Regions from separate parts of the Homo sapiens genome. Here all the other regions are linked to region 3. Evidence: chromatin contacts called from ENCODE Hi-C or POLR2A ChIA-PET data. All regions are on one chromosome and are shown on one strand. Each heading gives the region's core, a stretch centred on a gene start or an enhancer-like site at or near the end of the contact. The rest is flanking DNA. Distances are from core to core; before and after follow the strand shown. Region 1 holds the start of RUVBL1 (RuvB like AAA ATPase 1). Region 2 holds the start of CFAP92 (cilia and flagella associated protein 92 (putative)). Region 3 has its middle 33 kb from the start of LINC01565.

Region 1 (4,064 bases), core at 649-3,148, 480 kb before region 3:
CTTGAATTCTAACATTTAAAAAGAATTGGAAGGGTCTTTAAAAGATCACCTAGTCTAACTCTCATTTTTCAGGGAGGTTACTGATGTGACCAGAGTCACACAAGAACCTGGTAGCTGAGGTGGGTCTTAGGCATACAGCATCACTCTTAGGCATAGAGCATGCACTTAGGCATAGAGCATGCACTCTGGGTTTAAATACATAGACTTGAGTTAAAATACTGGCTCTCGCACTTACCAGATGAGTAACCTTGGACCTACTTATTTGACCTCTATGAACCAGAATTTCCTCACTTGAACAGAGTTCATACTAGTCAATGGCACACAGGTTAAAGGGTGTAGGGGTAAAGTGTAGTGATGCCTGCAATTCACCTTGAAATGTAAAAGTGGATTGGGAGAGGGACAGATGAAAAGATATATGATAAAGCAGCACAGTAAAATGTTAATTATAGAATTTAGGCACACAAGTATTTACAAGTCTTTCAACTTTTTTTGTGTCTGAAAACTGTCATACTAAAGCGGGGAAGGGACAACTAATACGTTGGATATGACAAGGCAGTGGACATATAGCTACTTAGCACAGTGCTTGGCACATGGAAAGCACTCAACCAATGTTAGCTACTTGCAGTACTAGCTGCTTAGTAAGCCAGGGTCAAACACTTCCTTTTTGGAAAGATGATGCTCAAAATGGAAACCTGAGGCTTTTCTTTGAGGCCTTTCCATTTAGAAAAATCAGGCTAAGAGGCAGTAGCTTAACTTTATATTAAGTGAAGATTTTTGTAGAAGCTAAGGCTCTCCAAAGGCCAAGGGGCATGGCTGTGACCTTAGAGAACAGCAGGCAGAGAGGGTGGCTGTATCATCATAGAGCACTGATTTGGGAGTCAGAAATACACGTGGGTGCAAACCCCAGGTTTACCGTTACTAAAACGAGTGTCAAGCATATACGTGAAGTGCCCTCTCCCCAACTCAATATTTTCACCTGCCAAAAAATAATATGTATGTGAAAGTACTTGGCATCACCAGCACTTAGAAAAAGGAGATTTAATTGGAATGGTCAAAAAGGATGCTTGGAGGGGTGGATAAACCAGATTGCTCTTCTCCATAATTCCCACTTCTCTCCCTCAGTTCCCGGATCCTGGGAACCAAAATGAGCTTTTAAAGTTTAGTCAATTCCCTACTTTAAACCGTCCCATAGCCTGCCACTGCATTCACAATAAAATCCAATTTCCTGACCGTGGCCGACAAAGCCCTGCAGTAACTAACCCCACCAAGATAAGATAATTATTTTTATTTATTGGTGTACACGTTTATCGTCTCTCACTACACTAAAATGTAAGCTCCTATCTTAATTCCCGCTGTATCCCAGTGTCGCGAATAGAGCCTGGTACGAATTAAGGGGACGGGGTTGTGTGGGTTTATATCAGCACTTGTCCATGAGTTGGCAAACCGTCAACTGCCCCCAGTGGATCGTCACTAGGTATCCTGGGGCGGCCCCTCACCCAGCTCCAGGGCGGCGCCCCTCCCCGAGCCCCTGGCCCATTTTCACTTCCCTGAGGAAATAATGGCGGGAGACCCCTGGCGCGCGCATCCCGCCCCGAGCCACCGACTTCAGCAGCTCTCTCGCCGCAGCAGCCCTGCTTGCAGCCCCCAACTCCCTGGTCCACTGGCCACACCTCTCGCGCGTTCTCCTGGCCCACAAGCCCTGAGGCCGCCTGCTTGGCCAAGCCGCTCTCGTCCAGCCCCAGCCCTTTCACGTGGCTGTGGGAGGCGATGCGCTGCGTCTTCGTAGTGCTCTTCACCTCCTCAATCTTCATTTTGCAGACGCCGGGAGCTAAAACCAGCGTGGAAAACCAGCAGCTAGGACAGTGCGCCCGGCGCCTGAGTTACCATGCGGCCGTTACTAGGGCAATTTGCAAAGGCCCGCCTAGACCGGCTTTCCATTGGTGGAAGCGGGAACACCTCCGCTCTCCATAGGCTCACGGCTGCGCCCATCGCGGCTGCTGCTAGAGCTCCGGTCACCCACTTCCGTCTGTGTCTCCGGGTTGGCTTCCCCCGTAGCCGGCGCTTCCTGCCGAGGCTGGGGTCGGGAGCACAGTGGGACCACGCCCCGGATTTGATCTAGGGCTGGGGCGTTGCACGAGGCAGTGGCCCCCGGGTACCACTCCTAATCCTTCCGTCCTATCCATTAGCACATTTGAACGTCATACTCTTACGCAAATCTCAAGTTATTATTTCCGTTTTGGAAACAGAAGAACTGAGGTTCAGAGCTTAAACTGGGATTGGTTACTAACCAATGTTTTCTGACTCCCATACCTTTGCATCTCCCTGGAAAGGCCCAGCTCAACCCACCACCGTTTCCGTGGAATTGTCTTCCCCTGCTTCTATCCTCCATCCTCCACCGAGAGATAAGGTTCCTGCTGAGTTCAGTTGACTGTAAATAACATTTTGCAGTTTTCAAAATTCCACAGCCCTGTAAGGTAGTGTAATTACGCATGCAGCTACAAACAAGCGGAAAGAGGCCCATCCGCCCAAGAAAGCATCACAAATAATCAGAACTAGAAATCTTCAGGCTTCAAAACCTATATAATAATGCTCATCACGTCCCATGACTCCAGCTGAGACAATCAGCCAGCAAATTGTCCCTTCAGGTTTCATAATGATATTAGCACAACCTGCACCACAATTGTACTTGCCATCCATCCATCCATCCGTTCAACAAACACGAGCCAGACACCACAATGCACTGGGGATACAGGGATAAAAGTCTTGATGCGTTTACTTCTTGCTTAGAAAACTTGCAACGTGAGATGTGCTGAGACAGGTACACCCAGGTGGCGAGAAGACCAGAGCAGAAGCCCCCGGAACAGCCTGGAGAGCCAGGGAAGGCATCATGAAGGTGATGTTGCCTTGGCTGAATTCCAACAAATAGGAGAGATTTCCTCAGAAGCAAATGGTATGACACCATTTTTACAGAAGAGGATACTAACATCCAGAGGAAGGGAAGGACTTGCCCAGAGTGCAGGAGAGTTTATGTTAGAATTGAGACAGACCTGAAATCAAATCCAATTACAGTAGTTCCACAGTCTCACACCGCCTTTTTTTTTTTTTTTTTTTTTTTTTTTGAGACGGAGTCTTGCTTTGTGGCCCAGGCGGGAGTGCAGTGGCGCAATCTCGGCTCACTGCAAGCTCCGCCTCCCGGGTTCACGCCATTCTCCTGCCTCAGCCTCCCGAGTAGCTGGGACTACAGGCGCCCACCATCACGCCCGGCTAATTTTTTTGTATTTTTAGTAGAGACGGGGTTTCACCGTGTTAGCCAGAATGGTCTCAATCTCCTGACCTCGTGATCCGCCCGCCTCGGCCTCCCAAAGTGCTGGGATTACAAGCGTGAGCCACCGCGCCCGGCCTCTCACACCTCCTTGTACATCTTGATTCTAACATTTGAATCTAGGTTTCTATATACTTTTTTCTTTTCTTTTGAATCTAGGTTTCTAATGATTTGCATAATTACTGGGTCAATGTTTTTCTCTCCCAGTAAACTGCAGGCCTTTTGAGGGTGTAGACCACATTTGATTGTTTACCATTTTAACCTAAGTGCCTGGCACACAGCCTACAACACAGCTCACAATTAAGGCTTCTCATGAATTCAATTAAGGTTCTAGACCACACACAAACACATACACTTGAATTCATCAGTTTTGCTGCATGTATTTTACACGTTGGCTTTTATAGGACTTGGTAATGATTTCCATCAGTGAATGGAATCTTTTGGCATTTTCAGGGCCTAAAAGAACAGAGGCCAGGCCTTGGAAGGCTGAGGTTGTTACTAGGGCATGTGGTTCATCAGCACTAGAGACAGCACCCCACAAAGTTGCTTAGCCCCTCATTGACTTGTTCCTGGTCATTACTCTTAGAAAAGAAGCAATTCCTTTCTCTATATGGAGAAGGAAACTTTTCCACCAACTAGTAGTCAAAGTGAGGCATTCTATGGGACTGACTTCTTTGTGTATTGTCCAATTAAGGAAAAAGACTTTTTTTACACTTATTATTTCAGCCCTAGTCTTTGTATC
Region 2 (3,886 bases), core at 763-3,262, 390 kb after region 3:
AGGAGGAAAAGGAGCAGCATGAAGCAGAGCTGAGCTGTTGCAGAACCCAGCCTAGACCAGCGCCCAGCACCTCCAGGAGAACCTCAGGTTCCTGTGTGCAGCCATGAGCTTGGGGGCTTGTTTGGGTTTGTTGCACCGCATTTTTGTGGCAATAGCTAATTGATACACCTTTACATTCAGAGATTGATTCAACAGATCAGAGAAAATGTATTTTTTGGCCGGGTGCGGTGGCTCATGCCTGTAATCCCAGCACTTTGGGAGGCTGAGGCAGGAGGATGACCTGAGGTCAGGGGTTCGAGACCATTCTGGCCAACATGGTGAAACCCAGTCTCTACTAAAAATACAAAAATTAGATGGGTGTGGTGGCGTGCACCTGTAATCCCAGCTACTTGGGAGGCTGAGGCACGAGAATTGCTTGAACCCGGAAGGCTGAGGTTGCAGTGAGCTGAGATCGCACCACTGCACTCCAGCCTGGTGACAGAGCAAGACTCCATCTCAATAAAAAAAGAATTATTATTTTTTTTTTTTTTGACAGAGTTTTGCTCTTGTTGCCCAGGCTGGAGTGCAATGGCGTGATCTCTGCTCACCACAACCTCCACCTCCGGGGTTCAAGAGACTCTCCTGCCTCAGACTCCCGGAAAATGTATTTTAAACAAGGTATTAGGTGATGCACAAGCGCTTATGAGAATCAATGCCTTAACCTCTCCATGGTTTTTTTTTCTTCTGTAAAAAGCAGACAGAACATCACCTGCTTTAGGGTTGTTGAGAGGATTAAGTATGTGAAGCTGATGCAGCCACAGTTGGGCCTCTCCTAAAATTGCTGTTTCTTTTCAACCTCTGCTCCTGGCTGGCACTGGCCAGCCCGCTTTGGGGTGGGGCAGGTGGAGAGAGGATGTGGGGTGTATGCGCCCTAAACTCCTGCAGAAAGTCATGCACCTCCTTTTTTCAGAGGGTGTTAAACTTCTGCTCTAGCACCTACCCATATTCACAGGGAAGGCCAGTGAGATGGTGAATTTGCAGGGGACCACGTGGGGCACGTCGGAGCTGAAAGTGCTGGCAGGCTCAGATGAGGACTCGATGCTGCTGCACGGGCGGTCAGAGTCAGACTCCTGGGCCCTGGCCTTGGCCTTCAGGTGTTCCTCCACGTCACACTCGCTCGTGGACTGGTAAAAGCTAGTGATGGAGGAGATGGGCTCTATGCTTGCGGGGTCCTCTTCCCACTCCCAGGCATGTAGCGACATGCTGCAGAGCGCACTGCTGGCCGCCGGCGCTCCTGGCAGGGAGAAAGTGAAGGCTGTCCCCGCCTGTATTCCAGGGCTGCTCCAGGAGGTAAGCCCGGCCTCCTGCAGAAGCACCCACCCTTCTCTTCCCTGCTTCCCCCGCCTGCTCCTAGATGAACGCCGGGGCTCCTTCACTGCCTGCCACACAGTCGGTACTCAATCGACTTAGAGAATGAATGGATGAAGGAACAACAGATAAGGGTGGCTGGCAGTAAGCACGACGACGAGCAACCCCGTTTCCTTCGCCTAACCAGGAGTCAGTCGCCGGGCTTCTGGAATGCCTGCCCCAGGTGAGCAGCTCCCGGGAGCCACCAGGCGGGAGAGGGGACGTCTGCTCAGGCAGGCCTGCTGCGCCTAAGCACAAGATGCGTTTGCTATTTGGGGAGAGGCAAACCAGGCCGGGGGCAGCACGTGCAGGAGCCTGGCGAGGTCGGGGAGGGCAAGCCCTGTCCCCAAGACAGAACATGAATGTGCACTGGGTGCTGGGCTCGGGGCATCAGCTCAGGCCCATGGAGGCGGAACGCCGGGCAAACGCCGAAGAGGGAACACGCATCGAGGCGAGGCGGGAAGAGTCCCGGGCTGCGGCGGCCGAGGTGGGGGCAGGGGTCGGGGTTCCCCTCCAGGTGCTGGCGGTACCTGCGAGCGGATGCGCTGGGCGGCAGCGGGGAGTTGGACCGCGGCGGCAACTCCCGTACCGGATCCACAGCCACCTGGGCGAAGAGACTCCAAGACTGAGAGGAGCGTCCGCCGGTGCAGGGAGGGCCGCAGGCCCAGCCACTCAGCTACGTTTGGCGGTTGCTAGGAGACGCGAGGGCGTGCGGCCTGGGGGCGGGGCTCCGCGGGGCGGGGCTTTCCCCCTCAGCCACTGCGCGCAGTTTGTCAAATGGCTACATCCAGGTTCAGAAACCAGCTGCCTTCATTCCTTCACTCATGCATTCACTCATTAAGGAGTTTCTACTCGGAACGTCAGCACCTACTATAAGCCTGGTCCTTGCCCGTACGATGGGAGGTAGGGGTTGATGGCTCCTTCCTCCCCCTCCATCAGCTCCCACCTCCCATTCTTTAATAAAAGCAAAGGAAGCTGTGGGCTCTGCAAACTCCAGACCTCCCCACGATCCCTCTCATTAGATTCTCTGCTTCTGTCGCCGATGTCCTTAAAAACCAGACCTCCCCACGATCCCTCTCATTAGATTCTCTGCTTCTGTCGCTGATGTCCTTAAAATAGCATGAGAATTCTTGTTAGTGATCATGAGCGCCAACTCAGAGATCAGAAAACAAAGCTTAGAGAGGTGAAGCGATTCGCCCGAGGTCACACAGCAAGTAGGGCGCAGCACTGTGTTGAAATCCGGACTGCCTGACTCCAAAGCCTCCGCTCGTCTGCTAAACCACCCAAGCTGAGAGCCCTGGCTGCGGCTCCTAATGTAGAGGACCTCAGCACAGCAAGCGGCTGGGACAGAGGGCTGGGGTAGGCCTCATGGAGGAAGTGAGCAACGCCAAATCTGGGGGGTGACTAGGCAGAGGCGGTGAAAGCAAGAGAAAGCATCCCAGGTAGAGGAACAGCATATGCAAAGGCCCATAGAGGTGAAAGGGCATGGCAAGTTTCAGGAATGGGTGGCGAGGCTGTAGCAGTGTGCAGGGCCCATGGTACATAGCCCCACAGGGCAGGTTAGGGCACAGGACTATGGGCAATGGGGAGCCAAGGCAGGTCTTCTGTTGAGGGAGGGCACCCTGCTCCGGCAGTCAGTTTGTTCAAGAGAATGGGAGCTGAGGCTACACACAAGCTTGGCTATTAAGAAAACTTTAGCTGAGTTGAGCTATGACCTACTTTGTGTCAAAGAGCAAAACTGTGGCGCAGCTGGGGCTGAGACCCAAGTCCTGAGCCTCCCAGTGCATGCCTCCCCAGACCGCTCTCAGGGCATGGGACAGCCCCTTTAATACTGGGTGCTCCAATACTCCTCGGGTTCAGTCTGAAAAACAGCCTCAAGTACAGCTGTTAGGGAAGACACCAAATGGCAGTGGGCCCTGTGAGGAGTGGGTTCAAACTCTTAGCACGAGAACGGCAACCACCTTGCCCACACCCCACCTGCAGCAGCCTGGAGACTGCTGTCTGTATGCCAGGAAGTGCTCAGGAGACACATGAAGGGCTGGAAGAATACAAAGCTACTCAGATACACCAGCCCCCAAAAGGGCCCTTTAACAAGGGCAGTTCAACACTACCACCACTCTTGGACAGACATCAGGCCTCCTGCTCCCCAGGTCCTACCCACTGGCCTGAGGCTGGTTTCCCTCCAAAGGTTCCTAGATCACATCACCACCTAGGACAGAAGCCAATCTCTTCCCAAGCTCAATAGTGAGAGGCCAGAGGTCTTGGACCAAGGGCCAATGTGCCATCCTGGATGTGCACTGGAAACACCTACATGTCAAAAATACAATTCTGAGGCTTCATTAAAGACCTGTGGAAGTGACTCTCCAGGGGTGGAGCTTAGAAACCAGTGGCAGATTGTATTTTCCAAAGACAGCCACCTCAAAAGATCCCCTCCCACATAATCTTCCGGCAGGCATTGTGAGGTTCACATTCCTCCCACCCAGTTGGGGGGTCTAGTCTC
Region 3 (4,149 bases), core at 392-2,891:
CAGCGGGGCGCGGGGGCTCACACCTGTAATCCCAGCACTTTGGGAGGCCGAGGCAGGCAGATCACGAGGTCAGGAGATCGAGACCATCCTGGCTAACACGGTGAAACCCCGTCTCTACTAAAAACACAAAAAATTAGCCGGGCGTGGTGGCGGGTGCCTGTAGTCCCAGCTACTCGGGAGGCTGAGGCAGGAGAATGGTGTGAACCCAGGAGGTGGAGCTTGCAGTTAGCCGAGATCGTGCCACTGCACTCCAGCCTGGGCTACAGAGCCAGACTCCATCTCAAAAAAAAAGAGAATGAATAGGAGTTTTTCCAGGCAGACAAGAAGGAACACTTCGAAGACCCAGGACACCAGTAGCTGTGGGGATCACTGGGGAAGGTTTTGTGGCATTTGTGGAGGTGTTAAGCCTTGAAGGAGGGGAGAATCGGAGTGAGACGGGGGTTAGGGTAGGGAGTGTAGCACAGGCATGGACACAGCACAATGCCAGGGACAGTGGGATCTGGCTGCAGCTCCAGGAAGGCCATCTCCCTGATGTCAGGGAGGGGTGAAGACCTAGGTTCAAGTCCAGGTTCTCCCAATTACTTGGCGTGAAGCCTTGAATTTGCCCTATCCATGCCCCGTTCGCTCACCTGCTAAAGCAGGGATGTGTAGCAGGGCGTAATGGCGCACGCCTGTAGTCCCAGCTACTCAGAAGGCCGAGGCAGGAGGATGGCTTGAGCCCAGGAGTTTGAGGCCACTCTGACCAACATAGCCAAACCACATTTCTAAATAAGTAAATGGAAGCGTGGAAGTTGTGCCCTACTGAGAGTGTGTATGAGAAGCACCTGAGAACCACAGCTAATGAACTGCCCACAGGCTGTGAGGAGTTTGCACCGGTCCTCATTGCCTTGCTCAGGGTCAGCCCAGGAGAGGGGCCGCCCCACCCAACGCTGCCACACAGGCTGGGAAAAGCCATGGCTCTCCAACGGGCATCCACACTCCCGGCTAAGCAAAGGCTCTGCAAAGCTGGGGCCAGACAGCCACTCAGTGTCTGCTGTTTCCTCTGGCCCTGAATCGCAGGCCGCGCTGGATGGCTCTGGTGCCAAAGGGTGGCCTCTGAACAGGAACCTCGGCCTGGGAATGTCCCTGGGACCCCACAGGACCTGACCCGGAGCCACCACTAGAAGCCGGAGCTCCCAGGCCAGGGCTGCGGGAATGGCCCCGGGTCCTCTGCCCAGGGCCTGCAGGTGCTCCAGGTCAGCGGGCGACTTTGGCCGCTGCAGAGACCGAGATACGCGGGGTAACAGCCCGTTCCGGAGCCGGTCATCAGGCGCCAAGCCCCGCTGGGCTCCTCGCAGCCGCGGGACCTTTCTCCGCCCTTCCCGAGGCTGAGTTTCCTGAACGGGAAGCTGCCGGCCCGCGGGGCAGCCGGGAGCAGCCAGGGCGTGAGGACGTGGGTTCCCGTCACCCCCGGCTTGGAACAGCAGCGCCGCAACAACCGCTGGCGTTCATCGAGCCTCTCAGCAGCCCTGCGAGGCGATCCCGGGGAGAATCCCACGCCACAGCCGAGGAAACTGAGGCAGGCAGGGTGACACACAGCCCAGTAGTGGCGGGCGGGCGCCCAGGCTGCCACCGCGCTGAGGACCGGCCCCTCTGCCAGCCGGGAGGTGCGCGTGGCCTAGGCGGGGGCGCCCTCTGGCGGCCGCGGGTTCCAATCCCTGCCGGCCTCGCAGGCGTGGGGCAGGACAGCCGCGCTCTCGCCAGGGCCCAGAGCCCCACTTTGCCAAGGAGCTGTCGCTGGAGCGGTGACTTTGTTCAGGGCCGAGAACCGGAGGAGGAGGCCAGACTTGCTGCTGGGCAGCTGGCACATGGGACATGGGGTGTTATGACTCCAGCATTTATGGAGCGCCTGCTGTGTGCTCTGCAGGTATAGTCCCATGACCACCCCCCGAGCATGGGGTTATCTCATTCTTTTTTTTGGGGGCGGGGGGGACGGAGTCTCTCTCTGTCGCCCAGGCTGGAGTGCAGCAGCGCGATCTCGGCTCACTGCAACCTCCGCCTCCCAGGTTCAAGCGACTCTCCTGCCTCAGCCTCCTGAGTAGCTGGGATTACAGGTAGGCACCACCACGCTAATTTTTGTATTTTTAGTAGAGGTTTCACCATGTTGGTCAGGCTGGTCTCGAACTCCTAACCTCATGATCCACCTCCCTCAGCCTCCCAAAGGGGTTATCTCATGCTATGGATGAGGCCCTGAGGCTCAGAGACCCGTCTGACTCTAAAGCCACCCATTAGGACTGACCCCAGACAGCCCCTTAATAGCCACTGGGTTCCACTGTGGCCAGGGGAGTGTGGCATGAGGCAAAAGGGACCATTTCCCCTCTGAAACATGAGCTGAACTAGATCAGTGTTTTGCCAGCATTCAGGTCCACCTTGCAGCATGTGCAGGACGCACCTATCACCCGTGTTCATATTCACATCCTAACGCCAGGCCTACACAGTACTGACCATGGGCACCACCTGACCGCTGTCAGCTTATTTGAGGATCACACCAACAACCACGCTCTTGTTAGAAATTAATATGACCCCGTTTTATGAATGGAAAATGGAGGCTCAGAGCAGCTGAGCACCTTTCCACAGTCACACAGCCAGGTGGCGTCAAATCCAGCAACCCAACCCTGGCCACCGGCTCCCGGCCTCTGCGAGGTGGAGCTTCCAGCTAATCCAGCTCCACTCTGCTCAAGCCATTTTTCTTTTTTTTTTTTTTAAAGAAATGAGGTTCACTATGTTGCCTCGACTAGTCTTGGTTCCGGTACTCAAGCTGAGTATGGGAATTAAAAGCATGAGCCACCACCCAGGCCTATATTCTTTTTTACAATTTATCCCTAAACGAAACTTTGTATCTCTGACATAAGTGGAAAATCACTTTCACATGGCTAAATACAGGTAGCTGTAAAAATCAAATACAATTTATGGCCAGTGCTGTGGCTCACACGTGTAATCCCAGCACTTTGGGACGCTGAGGCGGAAGGGCCACTCGAGCCCAGGAGTTTGAGACCAGCCTGGGCAGCATAGTGAGACTTCATCTCTTAAAAAAGAAAAAAATAAATCAAATACAATTTACATCAAATAAAGTGATCCAGTTCTGACCAGAGAGAATGGTCAGCAGAGAGTCTGGCATTCTAGACAGGGTTCCATTTCCATTGAAGAGGTTTCTGTGTTACAAGCAAGTGAACTGGTGGGACACTGCCTGGTTTTCTCCTGAATCCCACCCCACTGCGGCACAGATCTCACTCCCCATACCCCAGCAGCACCTCCTCCCAATCCCCAGCCTCTCCACTGCAACATGAAGCATGGAAGAAAGATGAAGGTGTGTGTGTCACTCGCTGTAGAGTGCTGAGAGACGCAGGGAAGACAGAGGCATAGGTGTCCGTAATTGGGGTGCAGGTGGTGAGACACGGGGAAGATGGTGGTGTGGGTGTCCATCTCTGCTGTGAGGTAGAGGGCAGACCCCATGTAGATCTAGGGTCATGAGTTAGCCTTGATATATGAGTGGTGACTTACATGACAACTGAAACCAGTGCCATGGTCTGAATGCATTTATCCCCCCAAAATGTACCTGTTGATGTCCTAATTCCATAGTGATGGTATCAGGATGTGGGGCCTTTTGGGGGTGACTAGGCCATGAAGGAGGAGTGCTCATAATTGGGCTCCAAGCCCTGATAGCAGAGCACTGGCTCGGCACGCCAACTTCTGCCTGCGAGGACACAGTGAGGACACCGGCAGGCTGCATCCCGGAAGACAGCCCTCTGCAGAGCCCGCCCCTGCTGCCACTCTCATCTTGGAGTTACCACCCTCCTGAACTGTGAAAAAGGAATGTGTGTTGTTCTAAGTACCCCGATTGTTGTTATTTGTTATCACAACCTGAACAGACTAAGACAGGCAGCATGAGCATGTGCTCTTGATCGACATGGACACAGATAAATGAAAACCCACCACACATTCCCCAGGGTGTACACACACCTGTCCCCATGCGTCTCACACAAGATGCGCTGGAGGTAGGAAAGGGGAGGGAAATTGGGGCTGGGAAGCAGGAAGACGCAGCGAGCCCAGAGGGCATGGTGCCCTGATCTGATGAAAAAGATAAAAATAGAACGAACTAGAATCAAATGC

The links. A loop is a pair of places that touch in the nucleus more often than their neighbours do. ChIA-PET counts read pairs that join two places held with the same protein, here RNA polymerase II (POLR2A). Pooled maps may share reads with other maps.
Region 1: a loop to region 3 is called in a pooled map, with 5 times the contacts of the local background. The contact joins the promoter of RUVBL1 here to the enhancer-like site in region 3. A Hi-C loop is called at or near these places in 1 of 168 maps with a recorded cell type or tissue (CD8-positive, alpha-beta T cell), 2 of 37 single-sample maps with no recorded cell type and 11 of 50 pooled maps. POLR2A ChIA-PET finds 5 or more read pairs at or near these places in 3 of 52 experiments (CD4-positive, alpha-beta T cell, MCF 10A and naive thymus-derived CD4-positive, alpha-beta T cell).
Region 2: a pooled map shows a loop between it and region 3 (2.4-fold over the local background). The contact joins the promoter of CFAP92 here to the enhancer-like site in region 3. A Hi-C loop is called at or near these places in 6 of 50 pooled maps. POLR2A ChIA-PET finds 5 or more read pairs at or near these places in 2 of 52 experiments (GM12878 and WTC11).

What each region holds. Positions count from the first base shown.
Region 1 is chr3:128,121,914-128,125,977 of GRCh38, forward strand. RUVBL1 (RuvB like AAA ATPase 1) reads right to left here and starts at 1,899. Exons shown (of 11, transcript NM_003707.3): 1 at 1,671-1,899. The coding sequence starts at 1,811. RefSeq lists an enhancer at 1,651-1,700 and a silencer at 1,891-1,950.
Region 2 is chr3:128,992,064-128,995,949 of GRCh38, forward strand. CFAP92 (cilia and flagella associated protein 92 (putative)) reads right to left here and starts at 2,013. Exons shown (of 16, transcript NM_001394090.1): 1 at 1,917-2,013; 2 at 980-1,273. The coding sequence starts at 1,241. RefSeq lists an enhancer at 681-1,442 and a silencer at 2,019-2,228.
Region 3 is chr3:128,606,855-128,611,003 of GRCh38, forward strand. No RefSeq gene overlaps it. Among named protein-coding and RNA genes, the nearest start is that of LINC01565, 33 kb to the left of the region's middle. RefSeq lists a silencer at 1,564-1,763 and an enhancer at 1,774-1,953. Within about 2 kb of position 1,642, at least 22 of the 41 ENCODE cell types and tissues checked have a DNase peak (open chromatin) inside an H3K27ac peak, as active enhancers do.